2 separate regions of the Homo sapiens genome follow, and region 1 is linked to region 2. Evidence: read pairs that join two places in POLR2A ChIA-PET (ENCODE). Cell type or tissue: PC-9. All regions are shown on one strand.

Region 1 (2,500 bases), 57 kb after region 2:
TTGAATGTAAAAACTTCTAATATTTCATTTGAAGAGTTTAAAAATAAGGTACAGCTGAAATGTCAGTGTGAAAAATATGACTGCTTACAGTCAAGATGTACTAAGGTCTTTTTCTTGTTCAGAAGGATTCACTTTACACTGTGTAAGTCAAGTATGTGTGTCAAAAGTGTACAGGTAATCACTAAAAAAAAAATAGACTGCAAAAGAATGTAAAACTTCTAAATCAGTACTAAAAACATAAAAATTTGATCAATTCAAAGAAAGGAGAGAAAAGGAAATAAAAACATAAGATATATATATATATATACACAAGCCCTTGAACTTCTGGGTTAAAGTAGTCCTTCTGCCTCAGCTTCCAAAGTAGCTGGGACTATAGGCGCACACCACCATGCCCGAACATATTTACCAGCTTTTTTGTTTAATAGTCCTTTTGTTGCCATTCTTTCTTCAGTTTAATTTCCTTTTATCTTATGAGGGCCTGTGTTTGGTATTTCTTATTCTTTGTTTATATATATATACACATATATATATTTCCATAGGTTATTGGGGAACAGGTAGTGTTTGGTTACATGAGTAAGTTATTTAGTGGTGATTTGTGAGATTTTGGTGCACCCATCACCTGAGCAGTGTACACGGTACCCTATTTGTAGTATTTTATCCCTCACCCCCTTCCCACCCTTGCCCCCTGAGTCCCCAAAGTCCTTGTGTCATTCTTATGCCTTTGCATCCTCATAGCTTAATTCCCACTTATGAGTGAGAACATACGATGTTTGGTTTTTCATTCCTGAATTACTTCACTTAGAATAATAGTCTCCAATCTCATCTAGATTGCTGCAAATGCTATTAATTCATTCCTTTTTATGGCTGAGTAGTATTCCATTTTGTGTGTGTGTGTGTGTGTGTGTGTGTGTGTGTGTGTGTATCACAGTTTCTTTCTCCACTCATTGATTGATGGGCATTTGGGTTGGTTCCACATTTTTGCAATTGCAAATTGTGCTGCTATAAACATGCATGTGCAAATATCTTTTTCATATAATGACTTCTTTTCCTCTGGGTAGATACCCAGTAGTGAGATTGCTGGATAAAATGGTAGTTCTACTTTTAGTTCTTTAAGGAGTCTCCACACTGTTTTCCATAGTGGTTGTACTAGTTTACATTCCCACCAGCAGTGTAGAAGTGTTCCCTGTTCACTGCATCCATGCCAACATCTACTATTTTTTATTTGTTGATTATGGCCATTCTAGCAGGAGTAAGGTGATATCACATTGTGATTTTGATTTGCATTTCCCTGTTCATTGGTGATATTGAGCATTATTTCCTATGTTTGTTGGCCATTTGTCTATCTTCTTTTAAGAATTGTCTATTCGTGTCCTTAGTCCACTTTTTGATGGGATTGTTTGTTTTTTTCTTGTTGATTTGTTTGAGTTCATTGTAGATTCTGGATATTAGTCCTTTGTCAGACGTATAGATTGTAAAAATTTTCTCTCATTCTGTGGGTTCTCTGTTTACTCTGCTGACAGTTCCTTTTGCCATGCAAAAGCTCTTTAGTTTAATTAAGTCCCAGCAATTTATCTTTGAAAAATATATGTTTTAAGATCGAATATGTAATATAGTCTAAGTAGCGTTTAGAATTACACCTATACATTAGTATAACTTCATTTTCAGAAAAAATGAAAAGATCATAAAATACCTTATGTAAATAATCATAAAAAAGTAATACAACTAACTACCTACTAAATCACAGAGCCTCTCTGATTAGATTAAAAATAAACAGACAAAATAATAATCCACATGAATGCTTCTTACAGAAGACCCACCTAGAACACAATGACACTGAAAGGTAGAAAAAATGAAAAAATATATATATAGATGGTCCCTGAGTTATAATGGTTCAACTTATGATTGTTTGACTTTACTATGGTGTGAAAGCAATACATATTCATTAGGCCCTCCATTTAGTAGAAACTGTACTTCAAGTACTCATGCAACCATTTTGTTTTTCACTTTCAGTATAGTATTTAATAAATTACATGAGATATTCAACACTTTACCATAAAATCGGCTTCGCATTAGATAATTTTGCTAAACTGTAGGCTAATGTAAGTGTTCTGAGCATGTTTAAGGTAGGCTAGGCTAAGCAATGATGTTCATTAGGTTAGGTGTATTAAATACATTTTTGACATGATGTTTTCAACTTATGATGGGTTCATCAGAATGTAACCCCATTGTAAGTCAAGGAGCATCTGAATACCAGGCAAATTATAAACAAATGAAAGCTTGTATATTGGCATACATAGTAGATAAAACAGACTTTAAGTATTTTGCAGAATAATAAAGGCTATTACCTAAAATTAAAAAGAAAATTCTCCAGGAAAATAGCATAATCCTATGCCTTTTTTCCCCCCACAACATTATAGCTCCAAAACACACAAAACAAAAATTAAAATACAAGGAGAAATTGACAAATACACACCCACAGTGGAATATTTTAAGATCTCTT
Region 2 (2,500 bases):
GCTGGCATCACAGGTGTGAGTCACCACACCTGGCCTCATATCTCTTTTTAAAAAATAATGCTCTAAACAGATAAAGCCATTATAGCCTGCTGTCTATTTGCAGAACAGGTTAAAAATATTTAAAAGAACATTGGCATAACACTCAACTTGTTTAAAAATCTATAATAACTACGGTTTAAATGAAAATAAAAACAGCTAAGTATCAGTCTCAATTTTCTATCTATGGTTCACAAGCCTAGTTATACATTAAATCATCTTAGGAGTTTTAAAAAATATTCATGTCAAGATCCCACTCTAATTTAATTGTTAGCCCTAAGGTGGGTTCCATTCTCTGATTCTCTCTCTCTCTCTCTCACTGCATAATAACCTTTGTTTATACAATGTCTTGATAGTACCACGTCTTTCTTTTTCCACTCCTAAAATGGCCATTAAACTCAATTATAGAAAGATTATTTTACTAACAATTGAGCAAGGGGCATGTTCAGAGCAAACCCTTTTTTTCCCAAAAAGGCCCATACAAAAATATGTGTATAACTAATGATAAATCCATCACTAGAAAAACATGTAGCTTCATTTCTTTACATCAGAAAACCCCAAGCAGTAGAGCCTGCTTGCTGATGAAGTGGATCCTCAGTAGAACCAGGCACCCACCTCCATGGCTGACTTTCATTGGCTCTGCGCAGCGCTTTATCAATAGCACCCTTTCTGTTCCTATCTCCTCCCCTCTCCTATCCTGCTCTACCTCCATCCAGTGACTCAAGTGTTAAGGGAAATTAGAAGGAGCATGTTTCCAAAAAGGGTAAAAGCAGTAAATTTATATGAAAGACAGCATGTCATCAGCATTGCCAAAAAAAAAAAAAAACAAAAAAAAACCTCAAAATAGCAGATGGGTTGGCCAAAATAAAAAATATACCTAATTGTTGGGTGTCATGTAAAACTTCCGGAATGTCTGAGGTTTTCTTATCCCTGCCTTTTCGAAATTTTGGTTTCCTGCAGGGTATTTCTCTTGCTTTTCAGCATTCTCATAACTTCCTTTGGCAACTTCCAGATTTCTTTTTTAATTATGTGTGTGTGTGTGTGTATGTGTGTGTGTGTGTGTGTGTGTGTGTGTGTATATATGTGTATATATATATATATGACTTGCAGTGACTGCTTTCCCTTTTCACAGAAACAAGTCAACATTTTGATTTCAAACATCAAAAAAGGTGTCCAGAAATCTCAAGAATTTGAGACATCCTAAGGAACTTTAAGTGCTGTGAGCCACAAGTAACATCAAGAAAAGACAGGGATGAAGAACCGCACTTACAAGCTAAGTAAGATTAAACCCAGCATGGAGATATATGAATTAATATGAACTCTGAGAAAGAAATTGGTCAGCTAAAAAATATATGGCTTTCCTGAATAGACAAAAGAACAAAGATTTTCCCTTTGGTATGTAACCTGTTTCATTTAGTCACTTATATTTTCTCTGAGTGTGAGATAAATGTTATGAAAAAATTTGTTTTGATTATGCAAGAGAGGATTGTTTACCTAGTCAGGTCAAAACTGGAAAAAAGAACTGCTGCTTCATTATACATCCCCCACAACTTCATAGAAAGTGATTTTAAAAAGAGGAAAACCAAAGATTTATAGAGTTGGGTGCCCATCTTCATGGCTGACTTTCATTGGATATATATATAAAATAAGTATGAACATTAAAGTTCATCTAGCACCCCCCCCAAAAAAAAACTGGATAGACATTTTTCAAAAGAAGACATACAATGGCCAACAGGTATATGAAAAAATGCTCAACATCACTGCTGATCAGAAAAATGCAAATTAAAACACAATGAAATATTATCTCACACCTGTTAGAATGGCTATTATCAGAATGATGAATGATAACAAGTGCTAGTGAAACTGTGAAAAAAAAAAGGAAACCCTGTATATTGTTGGTGGGAATGTAAATTACTACAGCTGTTATTAAAAACTGTATTAGGGTTCCTCAAAAAATTAAAATTAGAACTACCATATGACCCAGCAATTCCATTTCTGATTATATATCCAAAGGAAATGAAAACAATATGTCAGAGAGATACCTGCTCTTCCAAGTTCATTGCAGAGCTATTCACAATAGCTAAGATTTTGTATCAACCTAAGTGTCCATCAACAAATAAATGGATAAAGAAAATGTGGTATTTAAATGAGAATTAATAAGACCTAGTATTTGATAGTACAACAGGGTGACTATAGTAAAAAATAATTTAGTTGTACATTTAAAAATAACTAAAAGAGTATAATTAGATTGTTTATAACACAAAGGCTTGAGGTAATGGATACTCCATTTACCCTGATGTGATCACTATGCATTGCATTCCTGTATCAAAATATCTCATATACCCCATAAATAAACACACCTACTCTACTATGTACACACAAAAATTAAAAATTAAAAGAATATGCCCTATTTAAAAAAAAGAAAGAAAACGTAGTATTTAGACATAATGGAATATGACTCAGC

Evidence for each region. ChIA-PET counts read pairs that join two places held together with the same protein. Peaks named below come from ENCODE experiments on the same cell type or tissue, not always from the same donor. Only the 100,000 strongest peaks of a DNase experiment are listed, where the experiment ranks them.
Region 1: POLR2A ChIA-PET joins it to region 2 with 7 read pairs; 4 of 35 experiments call an interaction of 5 or more read pairs at or near these places.

Annotation. Positions count from the first base shown.
Region 1 is chr2:215,733,613-215,736,112 of GRCh38, forward strand. All of the region lies in intron 5 of LINC00607 (long intergenic non-protein coding RNA 607), which reads right to left. Among named protein-coding and RNA genes, the nearest start is that of LINC01614, 17 kb to the left of the region's middle. In PC-9, no CTCF peak of the experiment used is centred here; no DNase peak of the experiment used is centred here.
Region 2 is chr2:215,676,776-215,679,275 of GRCh38, forward strand. The region is part of intron 5 of LINC00607 (long intergenic non-protein coding RNA 607); the gene reads right to left. LOC102724861 (a long non-coding RNA gene) reads left to right here. Exons shown (of 8, transcript NR_187737.1): 5 at 1,169-1,431. Among named protein-coding and RNA genes, the nearest start is that of LINC01614, 40 kb to the right of the region's middle. In PC-9, no CTCF peak of the experiment used is centred here; a DNase peak (open chromatin) is centred at 1,506; H3K27ac peaks cover 873 bases.